Linked DNA regions of Homo sapiens: region 1 is linked to region 2. Evidence: read pairs that join two places in POLR2A ChIA-PET (ENCODE). Cell type or tissue: OCI-LY7. All regions are shown on one strand. Each heading gives the region's core, and the rest is flanking DNA. Links, peaks and the distances in the headings are about the cores only.

Evidence for each region. ChIA-PET counts read pairs that join two places held together with the same protein. Peaks named below come from ENCODE experiments on the same cell type or tissue, not always from the same donor. Only the 100,000 strongest peaks of a DNase experiment are listed, where the experiment ranks them.
Region 1: POLR2A ChIA-PET joins it to region 2 with 5 read pairs; 2 of 35 experiments call an interaction of 5 or more read pairs at or near these places.

What each region holds. Positions count from the first base shown.
Region 1 is chr5:148,396,690-148,406,440 of GRCh38, forward strand. It overlaps FBXO38 (F-box protein 38), which reads left to right. Exons shown (of 22, transcript NM_205836.3): 3 at 2,310-2,443; 4 at 5,293-5,456; 5 at 5,659-5,824; 6 at 7,996-8,133; 7 at 9,568-9,705. Among named protein-coding and RNA genes, the nearest start is that of FBXO38, 18 kb to the left of the region's middle. In OCI-LY7, for the core only: no CTCF peak of the experiment used is centred there; a DNase peak (open chromatin) is centred at 6,882; H3K4me3 peaks cover 778 bases; H3K27ac peaks cover 1,580 bases.
Region 2 is chr5:148,282,674-148,292,424 of GRCh38, forward strand. It overlaps SPINK13 (serine peptidase inhibitor Kazal type 13), which reads left to right. Exons shown (of 5, transcript NM_001040129.3): 5 at 3,327-3,582. The coding sequence ends at 3,375. It overlaps FBXO38-DT (FBXO38 divergent transcript), which reads right to left. Exons shown (of 5, transcript NR_105057.1): 4 at 7,579-8,322. Among named protein-coding and RNA genes, the nearest start is that of SPINK13, 19 kb to the left of the region's middle. In OCI-LY7, for the core only: no CTCF peak of the experiment used is centred there; no DNase peak of the experiment used is centred there.

The DNA.
Region 1 (9,751 bases), core at 4,891-8,890, 120 kb after region 2:
TGACCATGGCTCACTGCAACCTTGAACTCCTGGGCTTAAGCAATCCTTTTGCCTTAGGGGCGCACACCACTGCGCTTGGCTAATTTTTTCATTTTTTGGTAGAGGCAGGATCTTGATTTGTTGGCTAGATTGGTCTTAACTTCTGGCCTCAAGCAATCCTCCCATTTTGGCCTCCCAAAGTGCTGGAATTACATGCATACACCACCACACCTGGCCATTGGACCATAATCTAAATTGAAAATAGATCATATAACATTGTGCAGTTCAAACAGAATATTCAAATGGAAAGGGTAGAATCAAGTCAATATATAATGGTAGTTACAGTGGAGAAAACAGCATTTGACAGCACGTAGAAAGAACCATGAACTTAGTTCTTGAACTTCATGTGTTTATTCTAAAAACAAACAATTTTGTTTCATTTTTTAGTCTTCTAAAATTTTGATTTGAGGATTCATTGTGGTGGTGTAGTAACTACATAGCATGTCTTCATAAAACAAGAAAAACTATGGCCTTCCTTAAAAGAAACCTAATCTTTGCTGTCCCTGCTATGCTCTCTTTTCTAAAGTGTTATATTTGATCTGTCTTCTGAACTCTAGTCCTTTGACTATATAACTATGAAGAAAAAATATGCTACTTCTTAGGGAAAATATGATGTAAAATAATCTTGATTTTGTGATTATTGGTCTGTTTGTATTTAAAGGGAGTAGAATTTTAACCTAGGCAAATACATTGGATAACAATATTTAGGAGAAAAATATTACAGTGGCAAAATTTATTTAGAAAGCAAATTTAATGTTTTTCATTGTTTATAAAATGTGTTGTCATGTTTCTGAAAAATTCTGCTTATAATCTAAGTTATAGAGTAAATTAAGTTATGGCTAGCAGTGATGATTTATTTTGTATAATATTTGATTTAAATCATTTTAAAGGGGTAAGAAGAGGGACGAGAAGTAGAAAAAATAAATGGATCTGCTAAATATTCAACAGGTATATGTGGACTTTTCTTTTAGAATTAGCAGTGTTGTTAAGAGTTAGTGTCAGACAAAACTGTGTTTGCCATTCCTGACCCTTTCTCCCTCTTACCTAGCCATGTGACATTTTGCAGGTTTAATTCTTCTGAGCTAATTTCAGCACTTATAAAATGGAGTAATAATAGTGTATACTATGTCAGTGAAGTGCCAGCAGATAACAGAAAATACACTTACCTGGAATTTGAAGATAATTTAATGAAGGGACTATTTACAGAGATGTAGATGGAGTTTAGGGAACAAGTAAGGGATGATGAAGAATTTGTCTAGGGGATTAGCAGCAGTAGAAAGGCAGCATTGCCACCTGGAGCCCTCCAGCTGGTGCATCTCATTGGCTAAAGTTAACAGCCAGAGAGGGGTAGGGAACACAGCAGGTCAGAGAGGGGGAGATAAAGGACTGGGAGAGAGTTGTATGCCAAACAGGAACCAGCTAGTTACCTCTTAAGGTTGTTGTGAAACAATGAGTAGAATGTGACGCAATACAGGTTCAGTAGGTAAAGGTAGCTTTAACTTTTCAAAACATTTAATTAATCTAGGCATGTGTGGAGGGGTCTTAAGAGAAAAATAGACCTTTCAGAATATATAACAGAACAAAAGTCAGGATTAATTGAAAGTTTCAGGAAAAGATAATAAAGAAGAATGGAAAAGAGGAAGTTGTAATTCACATGAGGTGTCTTAATACTTTACGCAATACTTTTATCAGTGTATGTGACCTTAAAGGTTAAAAAAAAAAAAAAAATGGGAAAAGAAATTGTGTACTATATGACTAGTATACATATTTGTTGATGGAGAAGATAGTAGAGTTTGCAGGAGCAGGATGGTGGAGTTGAGAGGGAGCAGAATGTCCCTGCAGGAGTAGATTCTGTAAAAGATACGAAATAATATTGTGCATGTTCAAATTGAGTAATTCTCTCTGATCTTTCTCAGGTTCCTTTCTCATCACATCTTGAAAAGCACTGTTTTTTTTTTTTTCTTCTTTTCTTTGTTTTTCTGGTTTGTTTTTAGATTTTCTTTGTCCATGAAAACTCAAAAGAAGAAAGGCAGGTTTTATCAAATGACCTGTGGAGGGAGCTCAATACCTTATTTGGATACTCAACTATTTGCTGACTTACCTTTGTAGTAAAAAGCTGTATGACCGTATGTGTGGTAGCTTTAAATCTCTGTCTTAAGATCTTATTTCATTTGAGTGGTAGGAGATTGGAAGAAGGAAAAAAAAATAACTTACTGGTGAGAAGTAATACTTATCCACTTGATAAATACGAGTTTCTTTCTCTCACAAAGGTACCTCCCTCTGCAGGATATCATGTGTATGGAATGTCTTTCCCGGAAGCTAAAGGAAGCAGTGACCCTATATCTGCGAGTTGTGAGAGTTGTAGATCTCTGTGCAGGGCGGTGGTGGGAATACATGCCAAGTGGTAAGTGGATTTAGTCTGTGAAGTACAGTAGTGTCCTACTGGAAAGTAGTAACAATGGTTTCATAAAAAGTTACTTGTTGTCTTGAGAAAGGCAATCTAAGTCACCTTGTAGGCTGGCAAGATTTTGTCTAAATTATTTATGTTGGGTTTTAGGTTGTAAAATGCGTTTTACCTGAGGCTTTATTGTTTTAATAGTCTGCTCTTTTCATTTCCTGTCCTTAAGTAACTATATCAGCCTGTTCCACACATCTGTGATTGGAGAACATGAGCCTTTGGTTAATTGAGTATATGTGTATCACATTAGACACTGTGTGTCCTTTACTGTCTGATGCATGTTTTCCGGTGAATGGTAACAGTTTTCATCATAGATTTCCTCTGCAACTAAACTGCACCCTTTAGTTAAATAAATACTTGCCATTTTTGTAGAATAGGCCACAGAACTCCAATTTCTTTAGAAGACCTATAGTAGGTCTTGGAGATTCTCGAATAAGCCACTGACTGACCTTACAGGTGAAGAACTCAGTAGCTTCCTAACCACAGCAAATTGTTCCCAGTTGAAGAGACCACCTGAAAAGAAAGTTAATGGCTTTAGCTAAGCAAAGCATACTTGAAAGAGTTAAAATAAAAGGCAATTAAGGCTTCTTTTCACTTAACGCCAATCCATTAATTGGTAAAATTTAGTTACTATTGTTTTGCAATTATGAATCTGTCTTTTAAAGTCATCCTTTTTCTATGATGTCCAGATTATGAGACTTCGAAAATGGGATAAGGCTGAGAGGGGAACCAAAAAATAAAAATAAAAAAAAAAGCCTTAATAGAAGTGAAGGGCTGGAGGAGATAATTGTCTTGTTCTGTTCTATAGAACAGAACAGATTAGCTCTGGAATACTGGAATTGTGCAGGTGGATGCTGCATCCTTTCAAGAGAGTCATCAAATCAGTTGGTAACTCTTATCAGCTGGCCATAGTAGTTATCAATATATACTTTCTTATAAAGAACATTGCAAACACCTGAGGCTGGAGCTTATTAATAGGTTTGTGGGAGGCAAACCACGGTTACTTTCAGATATTTAATAAAAGCCATTCTAAGGGCAAAAGCCTCATCTCATCTTGTTTCAGAATGATCCTGTATGTCAGGAAAGAAAAAAAATTAGGGCAGTGTGAAAATGATTGTCTTATTCCTTATATTAGATTTACTTTTGCAAAGGTTAGGCCAGCTGGAATTCTGAAGACGGGATTAACACAGTATATAAAGACAGGATGGCAGAACTCCCATGTGATATAGTCTTACCATTAACATCACTACCACTTACCAATTAGAGAAGAATTTGACTGCATGTTGCTGACTTTTAGGCTATGATAAATAACCTGTGAGCCCAAGGCTTCCCATCTTTGCAATGAATGTAAAAGAGAGTTGAAGCAAACAGTCTCTAGCCTAGGATAAGATCACACTAACCTTGCTCACTAATGCCACCTTGGCCTATTATCTGGCATTTAACTCAGATCCTTTATATAATAGTACTTTATGGTTTACGTATATGATCTCTTTGGATTCTCACTCCATCTCTGTAAAGAAGATAGAACTTTCCCCATTTCTCTCGTGGGAGGCAACATGTATGACAAAAGAGGATAAACATTGCAGGGGTTACACTTGGTTTTAGATTCCAGCACTGCCATTTGGAAGCTCTTAAACTCTCTCAACTTCATTTTTTATGCTTGTATATGGGGTGATAACCTTTCTGATTTGGTTGTGAGAATAAATGAAAAAAAATGATTAACACATTGAATCGTTCAGTCATTAAAAGTTACTATACAAGAAAGTAATAAGAACTGTTATTATAATTAGAGACCAAGTAATCTCTGGTCTCTCCTTACTCTTCACTAAAGTTAGCATGTCTGGACTTTACATGTTAAATGAGATAACTTAAAAATAAAACAACTTTCAAAAAAGTATGTAAGACTTAAATATTTGGGGCCTACTTTTTGTTCTTGACAGTTAATGTTTTTCTTTGTCATTAATAAGCAGACAGTTGGCTTTCTGACCACTTTCATTAAAAATAAAAAAGCCCTTGTAACAGATTAAAATAGGATCTATATGAGACTTGTCTCCCCACTTACTTAACCAACAGCTCCTGCTGTGGAAGTAACCTGCCTCTCTCTGTTCCCATCTTGTTGATTCCTACTATGGTCTCCTGGATAGATAGCTTCCTATCAACAGCATACCCTGAGATTGGATCACTCTGGTTCTCTTAGCTAACTTGCATCTGTCTTTTTCAAAAGAATTAATTGTCTAAAATGGCGGGGGAGTAATAGTTAAACATATGACAGAGTATCAGAGTAATTATTAGAAAATGGATAGAATAATTTGAGATAGGAATTAGGTCAGAACTGTGAGCTTCCTAACGATGAGGATCATATCTTATTTATATTTTTAGTTATGTGTTCTATAGAGTCCTGAAGGTTTTACAGACGAGAGTACCCATGGGGGAGGAGGAGGGTGGTGGTGATCAGGTGGGTGGTCCCACTCCATCCACCAAATAGGTCCAAGTTATCTGGGTTAAAAGTGTGTTCTTTGTTGAAGATTTCTATGCCTTAAAAGCAACAAAAACCAAAAAGTCAATAATAAAAGCCTCCTCCATAAAGTATTAACTTAGATTAAGTGGAGTTTCTGACTCATTTCCTCTGTTACTAAAGGAGTATATTTTCTGTTATGTTTATTCAGCTTTAGTGTTAGCTTTACGGAAATTTGAAGAGGAAGTCTTTTTTAACTTTTGGTAAAAATCACGAGTGCCTAGTAAATGTTAATGAACAGAAAGATGAACCTGGCTCTAAATACTTCTGAACTTCTCAGGCTTTACAGATGCCAGTTTTCTAACACTATTAAAGAAGATGCCAGATGTTGAACAGCTATATGGCCTTCACCCTCGATACCTTGAGAGGCGAAGAGTAAGGGGCCATGAGGCTTTTAGCATTCCAGGAGTCCTAGAAGCTTTGCAGGCATGCCCAAACTTAGTGGTGAGTGCACCTGGTTGAACATTTTGGCATCAACTGTTTATGAAATAATAGACCAAAGAATGATAGACGTGTTCACTCACATGCAAATCTCATCTGTCACAAACTTTTAAGTTCCATTGTGTACTTAGCATCTTGTGGTACATAAAGCTTTGGATGCTAAACTAAAGTCTTTTCTTATGCTTGCTTTGGCATTATTTTCTAGGGTGTGGAAACTTCTCATTTGGAGTTGGTAGAATCCATTTGGACATATATGCCCCATGTTCATATTTTGGGGAAATTTCGTAATCGTAATGGAGCTTTTCCAATTCCTCCTGAAAATAAACTGAAAATTCCTATAGGAGCCAAAATTCAAACTTTACATTTAGTTGGTGAGTACATGTTTCTTGGGTCACTTGTAACTCCTTGAAATGCCATAAAATGTGAATATTCACTGAAAAAGAATAATGAGAATTTTAGAGATGGCTTTGTTGATTGATGATTGCAAAATAAATGTTTGCAAGATCTGTATAAAAATTCCGATTTCCCATTAAAGATCCACTGGTGTGAGGGAAATACTGCTTCACAAGTGTACATTCTCCATCTGAATATTCTTTGAAATTATATACCAGTAACTTCAACTTAAGTAAAAAGTGTAAATATTTTCTCAAATTTGTCACCTTTGGCTTAGGCCACTGAAAGGAATTCGGGGGTCCCTGTTAATATAGCTGGCCTTTAATATTTGTTTACTACTTTATTCTGTATATATACACACACATACACAGAGAGAGAGAGAGTATATGTGTTTTAAGCATTATTCTAGGTATTGGGGATGGTCTAAAGAAGTGGAAATTTCTGAAACTCAGGTGGTACAGGGAGAGCATCAGGAATGATAAGGAGTAGGTCTTAAATAAGACTTAGATACACAATTATGGGAGAAGAGTAAAGATTTCTAGCAACCCTTCATTTATAAGATCAGGGAGTGATATCTAGTTTGAAATTGGATTTTTAGATGTAAAAGGATTCTGTAATATCTGGAATTTATAATATAAGCTCCTTAAGGTCAAAGACTTATTTCCATATCTTTATATTTTCTACAATGCCTGTCACAGTTCATTGCAAATATAAGTACAGGGTAAGTTTTATTAAAATGCATTAATTTATGGGAATCATTTAACAGTTTAACACTGTATTATGGTGATGCAGAGGTGTGGTAAATTAATAAAAATAAACATTACCAGGAGAATGGGCAGTTATGTCCTTTGTTTATAGAGTTTGTTTGAGACAGAAAGTGGTTTGGGCCTGGGGTATACTGTCTTCTCTGCATCTGTCTCACCCTTCTTCCTTGGGTTTCCTAATCAGTACAATCAGTACTACCATCTTCATAGTATTACAATATATGCTAAATTTAACCTTTGTGACTTCTGCATCTTACATCTCAATCTGTACCTCACTTCTGCTTTTTGTCCTTTTGTCTCATCCTTAATTTTACTTCCCATTTGTTGCTATACAATGTGTGTGCATAGTTCAAACTAAATTTAACTCTGCTATTTTGAGAGGAACAAGTTAAGGGGTAATCCTTGTAGGTTACAATAAGAACATTTGGTAGAATTTAGCCTTTATAAACAACTGACCATTCAAGTACTGCAATTTTACATTCTCTAGTTATTCTTGCTAGCAGAGCTCCTATTGTCTCAAATTTAAAAATTGCATTAAACAGTTTTGCCAACTACTGTTTGTTAAATGCCATCATCCTGGATCCTTGGATTTCTTTAATAAATTTGTGTCCCTTCCTTGGCTTTTATCTTCTTTCATCCATATTTCCTGTATTTTTTCACCTCACGCTACACCTCCCTTCTTCTGGTCATGGTCCTCTGTGGATATGATTCCTAGTATTAAGCCACTCCTGGATCCCATGCATCAAATTACCTTTACCAATTTGAAATTCTAAAATAAATGACTGGCAGGTTTCTGCTTTTCTCAGAGCCATGCTGGCTGGCTTCTCCCACACATTTACAAATTCTTAAGATTCATATATTTATAGAAAACAGCTTTTAAAGTTCTGTGTTTGGCTATCTTCCAGATATCTATTTGCATATTTAAACCCATCTAGCTGACTTTGCTCTGAGAAATATAGTTCTCCTACTAGGGGGCAGTGGATGTTGGTAGTCAAATAGTAAATTTGTGTGTTCCATCTCCATCGTTATAGTTTTGCTTTCAGTAATCCATTTTCACTTTACCTCTTCTGGGAAAACGTATCCTAGAAGAGTTGTAAGATTATGAGAAAGACTTACATGTCTAAGACATAGAAATACTTTTTAAACTCTATCTTCCCATTGGCCTTTCCTAAAAAAGTTAAGTCAGTTTATGGTTTACGTAAACTGTTCTTTGTAAGCCTGTTTTAAATAAGGCAAACTTGATAGATTTTGTATAATTTGTTCGGATAAAAATCCTTGAAGGTTAAGCTGTTAATATGAAAAATAGACTCTTGAACTTATAAGCAAAATATAGTATATTTTTGTGATTTTTTTCTTGTTTGTTCTTTTTTATATTTGTGTTTTAGGGGTGAATGTTCCTGAAATTCCTTGTATCCCAATGCTAAGGCACCTTTATATGAAGTGGGTAAGACTCACTAAACCACAGCCATTTAAAGACTTCCTTTGTATCAGCTTAAGAACTTTCGTCATGAGGAACTGTGCAGGTAATGGTACACAATTATGGTGGAATTAAACATAAGTTATTCTAAAAATATCCTGAAGCAAACTCTAGCTACATTTGTAAATACAATTATATTATGCTATTACTATTTATGTCTTATAACATATTCATCTTGTGAAGATAAATGTACTTTTTGTTTTAAAGACATTAGAAAGATGATTTGTGTTTGACCTCAGCAAAAAAAAAAAAACAAAACTCAGAATATCTCTATTTTTTACGGGTACTTTTTACTTTTCCTAGGATTGTTTTATTAAATTTCAGTCTTCTTACTTTGTTTCTGGTCTCCGAATCATTCTGCATGTAAATAGTTGGCTTCCTTAATCTCCCTTAAACATAGCTTTTATGGTATTATCCTTCTAAACAGAAATCTTTAGTGTCCCTGTTGCCCTAGAGCAAGCTTGTTCAACCCACGGTCCACTGGCCACAGCCCACATGATGCCCAATACAAATTCTTAAACTTTCTTAAAACATTATGAGATTTATGCATAGGCTTTTTCTTCTTCTTCTTCTTTTTCTTTCCTGCTCATCAGCTATCTTTAATATCAAGACAATTTTTCCTCTTCCAATGTGGCCCAAGGCAATTTTTCCTCTTCCAGTGTGGCCCAGTGATGTCAAAATATTGGACACCGCTGCACTAGAGCATTAAGTGGGAACTACTCTGCTTAAGGTCATGATAACCAGGACCCCTCTTGATAACCTTATTCTGACACCTTTCCAAGATATATCTTCTTTTATCATCACATTTGACTATTCATTGTTCCCTGGTCAGCCATACAGCTTTCCATCTCAATGTCTTCTCTTATGCTGTATTATTGTTTCGTTATCCTGAGATGTGCACTTTCTTCCTCTGTTTTTGTATGCGTTCTTCAGGTTCTGCCTTTTCCAACTTACTTTTCTCCTCTTTCTTTTTCTTTTTCATGGAGTATGGCAGATCTTATTTTTACACTTGATGCAGTCTGCCTTCTTATCCTTCTATAATTACTTATGTTAGTTCTAGCTCCATGTCAACTGCAGGTTTTTTGATGGACAGGACCATATCTTTTGTGATCTTCTATAGTAGCTAATGCAACACTGGTCATAGAGATGATTAAATGATTGAGCTGTTTACTTGAGTGAAGGATCAAATTTTTATCTTGACTTTTTCCCATTAGTTAGTTTGAGTTCAAAACTATTGAGCCTTTAGAGAATTTACGGAATACTACATATCTCTACAGTGTTACTGAAAAACCTTTATGCTGAGTAAGTGTATGGTTAATAGGCTAACACTTTCATTTGTAACAAGAACCTGATTTCAGAGAGCCAATTTGGCTGTCATTTTAAGACTTAGAGTTTATAAGTTATACATGTCTTTCACTGATTTGAAATTCATTTTAAGGCACTTTACATTGTTCTATCAAAGATTTTTTTTTTTTTCCAGGACCCACAAATTCCTTGAAATATGTCCCTTTAGTAACAGGCTTAGCCTCTGCCCGAAACTTGGAACACTTAGAAATGGTTCGAGTTCCTTTCCTTGGAGGTCTTATCCAACATGTTGTTGAAGACAGTTGGAGATCAGGTATTCATTTTCTTTAATTACTAAATATTTTTTAAAAATCAACTTA
Region 2 (9,751 bases), core at 2,042-6,041:
ATAGATGCAGGTATAGATACACACACGAGTAGCAAAGGGTGGTCTTACATGCATAAAAATTGACAGTCAACTTTTCATATTGTTTTTGCCTTTCAAATAAATTCAGTAGGAAATTTAGACTAAAGAATTAATAATATTCCTTACAATGTATATTTAGCTCCATTCAAAATTGTTTTCACAAATCAGCCCTGTGTCTTGTCAGTTAACTTCTTCATGACCTGTGAGATCTTCTCTGTTGAGGTTCCCCAAGACTATCTTCAGGCTTGAGGATTCAGGAGGACTCATAAAACTCAGAAAAGCTGTTATATTCATGGTAACAGTTTATTATAATGAAAGGATACAAATTAAAATCAGCAAAGACCAAAGATGCATGAGGTGGAGTCCCCGAGAGAGCAGGCACAAGTTTCCAGCTGTCTTCTCCCAGTGGACTCACAGAAGCGATACTTAATTCTCCCTGCTACCATGACAACACACATGAAGTATTGCTTACCAGGGAAGCTCACCCAAGACTTGGTGTTCAGACTCTTTAATGGGGGTCAGTCAGGTAGGCACAGAATACCTACATGGCTGATCTTAAATACTTAATCTCCAGCTCCTCCCCAGCCAGAGATCAAACTGATATGGAGTGCTCCAGGACCCTAGGTAAACAACAACAGGTGTTCATTATAAATTTCATGGCTAGCATAAACTCTTTGGCAGACCCAGGTCCTGGATATACAAACATACCCTATTGCACAGACTATTCCAAGGGCTCGTAGGTTATCTCCCAGGAGCTGGTTTGAGCATGCCAAGCCTGCTGAGCCAACTCTTCTGCACAGCTTTCTTTGAAAATAATCCTCATGAGCTTCTAGTATCATGCTTTCAATGAGGATTATTCCATTTCAGAGGATAATTGAAATGTCCTTTAAAGAAAAAGAATGTAAATGTAAAAATGTAAGTTAACCAGGTCTCTACTGTTGGCTCTACTGTTCTCATTAAAAGATGAACGAGATACCAGACTATATAGAATAATTAAGTTACATTATCCTTCCTTCCTAATGCGGTTACTGTTGATTTCTTAGAAATGAGATAGTCAGAAAAGAGACTTGGAAATGTCTTTGTAGCTCTTCCATGTAATATTTCTGTTATACTCTGTGGTGTTTGTACACACACTACTAAAAAGAGCAGTGTAAGAGGGTCTTGCTGATAATGCCCTGGCCTCTGGAAAATCACATAGATTCAAACAGACACACAATGTGGGCCGTGATCTGCCGGACTATTACTTCACAACTTCCCACAAAGATCATTCTAAGATTCCTTTCAGGCTCATCTAGGAAATGTGAGGAGGCTGTAACCTCACGGAATGGTGTTAGCAGCTCAAAGATCAGGCCTCAGATCTCCTTGGCAAAAATGGGGATGAGGTTAAAGAAACAATCCCTTCTTTCCTTCCTTCCTCCCTCCCTCCCTTTCCTTCCTCTCTTCCTTCATCAATTCCTTCCTTCTTTCCTTCCTTCCTTCTTTCCTCCCTCCCTCCTTCCCTTCCTTTCCTTCCTTCCTTCCATTTTTCCTTCCTACCTTCTTTCTTCCTTCCTTGGGCTTCTAGGTCATCCTCCAGAAGCTGGTAATAATTCCTGGTGTAGTAATTCCTTCCTTCCTTCCTTCCTTCCTCCCTCTCTCCCTCTTTCCTTCTTTCCTTCCTTTCTACCTTGTAACTCTGAGAGATGTACTGTGACCACTCTAGTTTTTATTTCTCAGTCTAAGAATAAATGAAGAGCCCTGCTGGTTAAAATAGTTAAAAACCGTTCAGTAACATTGTAGCCAATAGGAGCACAGTTCATATCAAACATATCTTATTCTGGAACACAGAAAATTAATTCCAATGGCAGGAATGGTGCAGTGACATGCATATTTGCTTAATTCTCCATATGACCTGAATGTATAAACTTAATTTTCATGCCATTTCTATATCTCGGGGCAAGAAGAATAGTCCTAATGCTCTTTTGAACAATAGGAGGAGAAGGGTAATTCCTTGGTCTCTGCTCTTGGCAGTGTTTTGAGGAAAAAGCCCTGGCAAATTGGACTCACTGCTCTCAGAGATATCTGCCACTTGTGAACAACGTAAAATCTTTGAAAAACAATGATGAATCCAAGACTTGGCTAGAATTTATAGAGTCATATTCTCTGTCCTTAATGAATCCCTCAAGCCTACTCAGCCTAGCACTCTGGTAATATATGCTAGGAAAAGAGAACATTACATGAAACAGTCCATACTCTTAAAAAGCTTGTGGTCTTATTTGACAAAAAGAACATATGCATGCAAAGTTGATGAGAATAGAAAGCAACCTTGGTTTTGTTGGACAAAAATGATGTTTTAATACGTTTTGAAATCATTGATAGAATTTACCCACAAATGCAGATTTCAAACTTGCTTAGTGATACTAAGCAAGGATTTCTCAGGCAATAAATAAGCAACAGCTGCCTCCTAGTAGCTCCCTGTTCAAATGGAGATCATGTGTTCCAAACAACCATAGTTCTTCCTCTCTCTTTTGTGATGGAAGTGGCTCACATCACTTACTTATATTACCCACTAGGCTCCAAGCATTTATGTTTGCAATTCCTGAACCAAATAAGTGCATTAGATATATATCAAAGGTGAACCTGATTATAGGGGTTGGTGTGGGAAGTCTCTTGAAGAACGAGAGGGCTAAAGGAGTTTTAAAGAAATGGAACACAAAAAAGAAAATGGATTGTTCAATCTACACAGTGCCAACTGTTTGGGAAAACACTTGGAATCAAATAAGTGTGCAGTGTCTTTAGAGATGTAATACAAATATGATGCTGAAAGGAACATTATGTATTTAGAGAATAGTAATATGTAAAGATGGAAAATAATGCAGAGGCTAGTCTTTTGTGAAACATAAATACCCAAGTAAGGGGAATAGACTACAATCAATGGACAGTGTGAAAACAGTGAAAAATTTGAGCACAGAGCAAATTGCGTGAATTATGCATAGCATTATTGCTGTGGTTATCTTTTACCTCTTGGTAAAAAAAAATCTGGTATTTCTATGTTGAATGGAAAGGTATTGAGATGGGAATGGGTTAGGGGATGAAAAACTCTACATAAAAAATGTCATAGGACACCTTTTGAATAATCAAGACATGGAGAAAGAATGTACAAATTATAGTGGTAACAAACAAAAATGAAAAAAAAAAAGAAGGATGTAAAGGGAATTTAAAAGCAGCTCCCTTTTCAGGACCTCTTTTAGAAGATAAGGAAAAGTACATTCAATACCAATGTTCACTTTCCTTATGATACTAATCTTCTTTTTTTCTCTTCTCTTTAGGGAATTTCATTATCGTATAAAATTTGAAAAATATGGAAAATGTGATTAATGGGTACCAGAGTAACTACACTTGCTTATTCTTTTTCTACTTAATTCAGAATAGTATTTCTTTTAGAGTGTGAGAATGTAAATTAAATAACATCCCTATGCTGTACTTAAATGTCGAACAAAATGAGAGACAAAAATGAAGGAATCAAACTGACAAGAACCAAATATCACATTTGTTACAAATAAACAACAAAAGAGCTGATATTCATTTCTGTGTATTGATTGTTTTAAGTCATCTTACTCCCATTTTGGGTAGTTTAAATTCTCTTCACCAGTTGGGCTTAACACTACCTAAAATTATACTTACCACCAATTGCAGGCCTATCTGCAGAATTAAACCCTACCCCACTAATATAATTAAAAGACATGGAGCAAAAGAGAAAATATCCTTCCTACAAAAGACAGAGTCCAAAGGAAGGAATCACTGAGTTACTCAGGTCTAGTGCTACTTTTCACCGTTCACAAATGGATGTTATACTTTCTGTGGTTGGAGAAGTAAAATACCATGGAGAGAGGAAGAGTATTAGGCTACTGGATGATTCCTACTCAAAGAAAGAAAGGACACTGGTATGGAAATAAGGAGACATGAATTTTGCCCTCAATTTTGCCACTGATTAACTATAATTTTGGGTCACATTCACTATCAGTGTCTCTGGCCATAGTGGCTTTAAATTTTTCTTGGTTCCACTTACTGTTTTGTTTATACAAAATAGTAAGTCATCCACTTTACTGGTATCTAGCCTTATATATATTGAATATCCTGATGAAATACACTATGGCTCCTCCATTTGTTAGCAAGATTGGGATTTGAAAATCCACTATAGGTTTACATCAGATAGTAGAAATATTCTGGCAATAACAATGAGTGTTGTTAGTAGCTAGTATGGGAACTAATGATTAAAAAAGTCAAATAGAGTAGGCATGTTTTGCTGATGTCTCTATATCCAGTCATCTATATTCTAGAAACTAAAATTCAATTATCTTTTTGTGATTACCCCAACCCTCAAGGTTGTGTCTTCATTTGTGTTAACTTCATCATGATCTGGGGTGGAACACATAATCTGGGCCTATGCACATCTACCAATGGAAGTCCCTTGGTCACAGACATTAGTGCAGGCAACAGCACATGACGTAAAACAGATCCATTGATATTCTGGTCCTTACTTAGAAATCCTAAGAGAAAGATTATCAGTCTTTTTTCCTGTAATGTGTTTCCTCAGAGCCACAGGCAGCAATCTTGTAAGAACAAATGGGAGCCCGTTTAAGAATGAAGTTAAAGAGCAGAGCAAACAGAAACAAGAGATACAGGGAAAATATATTCTGATGGCATCGATTTTCTGTCTCCAGCCATGCCATGCCTAAATTAGATCTACTCTTTGACTTTTCTTTTATAGGTAATAATACATTTCCTCTTCTCTTACACGGTTGGCATCATGTTTTCTGTTCTCTGAGATAAGCCAAATGATAAATTAAAGAACAATGTATCAAAGGAAAACAGACTCCCTAGATTTTTCACTTTTGCAAAGATCCTTTCCTAAAGCCTATTTGTATTGGAAACCAGAGCCTTTTCCCTGGTTACAAAGGCAGTATAGGCATCCAAGCCCAGACATTTTTTAATATACATAAAATGTTAACATCTAACTTCAACATAATAAAAGTCATATATGAGAGACCCACCACTAGTATCATACTGAACAGGGAAAAACTAAAAGCCTTTCCTCTAAGTCTGGAACAAGACAAGGATGCCCACTTTCACCACTGTTATTGGACATAGTGCTGAAAGTCCTAGCTAGAGCAATCAGACAAGATAAAGAAATAAAGAACATCCAAATTTTTTAAAAAGTTAACTACTTACAAGTTGAATATATATTGCATGGTTACAGAAAGTCATCTTCTGCAAAAAGAAAGGTTCAAAATCTGTATACTCTATTAGAGAGCTCATAATCAGGACAACAGAGCCTTTTTTGTCCAAGGAGAATAGAAGACCAGCTCGACCGCTGCCTGTGTGGAGTTTTGGCAAGCAGCCTTGTCTTAATCATATCACATTCTCTTACAATTTTGTGCTTCTTCTCCCCAGTCCTTCTTTCCATGGCTGTCTTCCCTCATGAATATTTCCACTGCGTTCTACAGATATTTTGTGTTGTTTACCAAATGCTACTTGCACCTCCTTGCCCCTGCTGACTCGGGTGTTTCCCCCAAGGACACTCTTGACTTTGGAATAGTGAGAATAGGGGATGCCCATTCTCCTCCAGGGTTGTGGAGAAGACTGGAATCATCTTGATTTTCTGAGGCAGCTTTCAGGCCATCATTTATCTGCCCTGCTGGAAAAGCAATGTTAAGGCACATGCCAGGTGAATCGCTAACGATGCCTCATCTCTGCTGTCTAGACACTGGTCATACCCCCATAAGTAATTCAGGCCTTTTGGCCTCTAACAGACACAGCCTTTCTTGACAACATTCATGTCATTGTCCTAGGAAGCTTCTATGTCCACGTAGTTTATTCATCCAAACCTCTGGCCTCACATTTTCTTAGTCCAGACATTTTAAATGTCAGCCATGGTATGCTTGAGTATGTTTATATGTTTGTGATACACATTTGTGCCATTCTAATTTAAGATTCATTTCTAGTCTAAGAGTTCATGACACAGAGAGCTTTCAAGGCACTCAACACCTCTAGGATCAGTACTGGTGGATAAATTTTACTTATGAAGGAAATGCTCTCCCCCTAACAGAAAATAATGTCTGTTCTTGAAAACTGTAAAGGATGCTACCCCAGTGAGTGTCCGTGGGCAGAGGAGGTTTTCTCAGGGCTAAGTGTGGCACTGAGGTGCAGTGAGCTGAGGGATGGACATGGAGCACTGAGGCTTAGGTTCACTTCCTCCTGCCACATATGTGACTTCCATTCCTTGAGTAGCCCCTTCTCTAACTTTAATGCCACTTTTTACACCTAATGTATGGGATTCCTGCAAACACTAAAGAGAATGTTTGGGAAAATGCCTTTTATAGAGATGGGTGTGTAATATCACTCACTACATTTTACATTATTAATAATTGGTTTATTGCCATACATATAACCATATATATAACTATATATAAATATATATATATATGTACATGGCCATTCTTTTCATACACTCAACTCATTTCAAATGGATTCCAGGCTAAAGTAAAATATGTATCTAACAATGCCCTGAGATGCAGTAGAGACAGCTGCATTTACGGGCTTACCTGAGGTGGGAGAAGTTTTCTTCTCTTCTCTCATTTATATTAACAAATGCAAACAAACACTTCAAGGCACAACCTGAAGTGTACTAAAGGATGTTTTGGTGGTAAGGTGACTTTCCCTGGGTGTTAAAAATATCATATTCTTCCTTGTTATGAATTCACTTAAGAAACTATAGGATAAAAGACACAAGTTTAAAAATATCTTTTGTATCCTCTTCATTCATTGGTTGTGAAATTATGCATGTCAAGCATTTTACTGAATGTTTTTCATGTTATTTCATTTAATCCTCACAACAAAATTATGTTACACATGATGCATCTCCACTTTGCATGTTCAACATATATTTAATGAATATGTATCAATCAACTTATAAATTCTGATCTCTGATGAAGATCCAAGGGGAATTTAAAGATAGTATCATCATCAACATGGAAGAGAAACACAAATAACTAAGGATAAAACATAAGAAGAATAGCAACTTCTATTTTGACTGCTTTGTAGTTGAATGACTTATTAGACATCTAGGCCAAATTGCCCTCTAAATATCTAGATCTGGGAATCAGAATTAGGATGGTGCTGACAAAAAGTTTAGAAGTCATCAGTGGATAGGTATTGGAGCAGAAAAGGTAAACTAAGACCTCCAACCCCTCCCCCCTCCCCCAACACACATACACATATACACATAGCTGTGGCCTTTTAACTCATTTCCTGGGTAAAGCCCATATTCATTAGGATAGAATAGTGGCCACATGTTAATAAAAGGAAGAAGAAGAGCCAAGCATTTTTGGGGATTACGTATGTTTTTGAGCAGAAGAGAGTGAGTTGATATCATTTGATCCCCTAGTTCCAGCATACCTAATGCTCACTCCATCTCATCCTATTCCAATTATATCATTGTATTACTCCGTTCTTTCACTGCTATAAAAAAAATACCTGAGACTGCATAATTTATAAAGAAAAGAAGTTTAATTGGCTCACGGTTCTGCAGGCTGTGCAGGAAGCATAGGGGCTTCTGCTTCTGGGGAGGCCTCAGGAAGTTTCCAATCATGGCAAAAGGCAAAGGGGGAGAGAGGTGCCTCACGTGGTGGGAGCAGGAGAAGAGAGAGAGAGAGGTGAGGTGCCACACACCTTGAAACAACCAGATCTCATGAGGACTCACCATCGTGACGACAGCACCAAGGTGGATTGCGTTACACCATGAGAAACCACCCACATGATCCCATCACCTCCCACCAGGACCCACCTCCAACTGGCACTGGGGATTACAATTCTACATGAGATTTGGGCGGGGACACAAATCCAAACCATATCAATCAGTCAATAAATTATTTTACTTTTTGGTTTAATCTGGTTATAATTCGTCACTTATAATGGGAAGATCTTGACTAATATAGAGGAATGAGATCATTATTATGTATGAAGACTGCAGAGAATAAAAAGTGAAGAAACTCTCTTCCTTTGGCTCCCTTGTGCCCTGGAACATTACCTGTTACTACATCTAGATGGCAGCCTCATTCTTCTGTCTTGCCTTATTTAACTAGTTCTTTATTTCACTAGAAGGGTCCAGAGAGCTGTGCCTAACTACATTCTCCATCAGCTTTCCAGTTAAACACACAGTCCAGTTCTGCTGGCAATAGAGACCCTCACCTTCTTTCATCTCCTCCCTCTTTTCTTTTGTGTCCCCCTGGTCAGTAGGTTCCATCAGGATGGCTCTCTCTGGAGCTGGAAAGAAAGAGTTTCAGGTTTTTCCAGTTTCAAAAAGTAAAGCAGCTTCTAAAATACAGACATTTGTGTTAATATTGGCTGTCTATTATAGCCTAACACTATTTCATTATTTAGTCTATGTCTCTGCTTTACACAAAATAACAAAAACAAAAATGAAATCTTCTCCAAAGAGAGATGGAGAGGAACAATCCTGTATTACCACAGAACACAAAGAAAAATATCAAAGAAAATTGTATCCTTTCTTTTTCTCTCTTCAAAATATAGAGCTCACAATTATTCTATTGTAGTAGGAAAACAAACATGCAAAGTCTAGAAATCCCTGATTTATAAATGTCTTCACTATTGTGTGAAAATCCTGTGCTGGTTGAAAGACAAACATGAACACAAACGTAAAAGCAAGGACATTTAGAGGGGGCTCTGGGTGTGAGCTGATAATGGAAATAATCATGCGAGGTTCCAGATGAGAACACAAGTGTTCCATTACAGGAACGGGCAGTGTGACACTAAGGCACAGCACATGGGCAGAGATAGAGCTGTAACAATAATTAGCCCAGGTTCAGGGAACACATGTACCATGCCAAGTGCCATAGCATGTTTTATGTGCCTTGTTTCAATTGATCCTCTCCACAGTCTTATAAGCCTAATACCATTATCACCCCCATACTACAAATGAGGGAACTAAACTCACACAAGGTAAGTAAACTATGTAATCTTGTAGTTCATGAAGAAGGACTGAGATTCAAACCCAAATTATCCTGCTTCTAACCACAACCTTGTGTTGTCAAACCCAAATGGAACCAGAAAAAAAGAGGACAGGGAGCGGTGATTATAAGAGATTTTCAAAAAAGTACAGATGCATATCTTCTTAAAAATATTAGTCTCTTCTTTAAGAAAGTATTCTGCCTAGATGTAATAATGAATTAATAGTAGTTTCAACAATTTAAGGACATTGAGCAAGAGCCTGACTCCTCTAGATAAAAGTGCAGAACATAGTTTATCTCTAACCACTAGGACAGCTTCCTCATATCCTCATCTGCCCCCTGATTTTGCAGACCCTTGCTCTTCAGAGTGTGGGTAAGGGCCAGCATTGGGAGCTGTTACCAATGCAGAATTACAGATCTCACCTCAGACCTACTGGGTCGGATTCTGCATTGTAGCAAGATCTGCAGGGCACTTGATCTGCAGGGCGCATTGCAGTTTGAGAAGAATCGGTTTAGACCCCTTAGAGCAATTTTTCAGAAAAATGAGTGGATTATTAAAAAATGGCTTTGTTTTTTCCCTGAAAGACGCAGATACTTCCAAGATATTGTGTAGCTTGTTGTTAATGACTCTGAGAAAGATTTACTTCAGCATCTTTAATGGTTAGCAGTCAATGGTTAAAAAAACAAGCTCTAAATCCAAACAGTCTGAATTCAAACCTCAACTC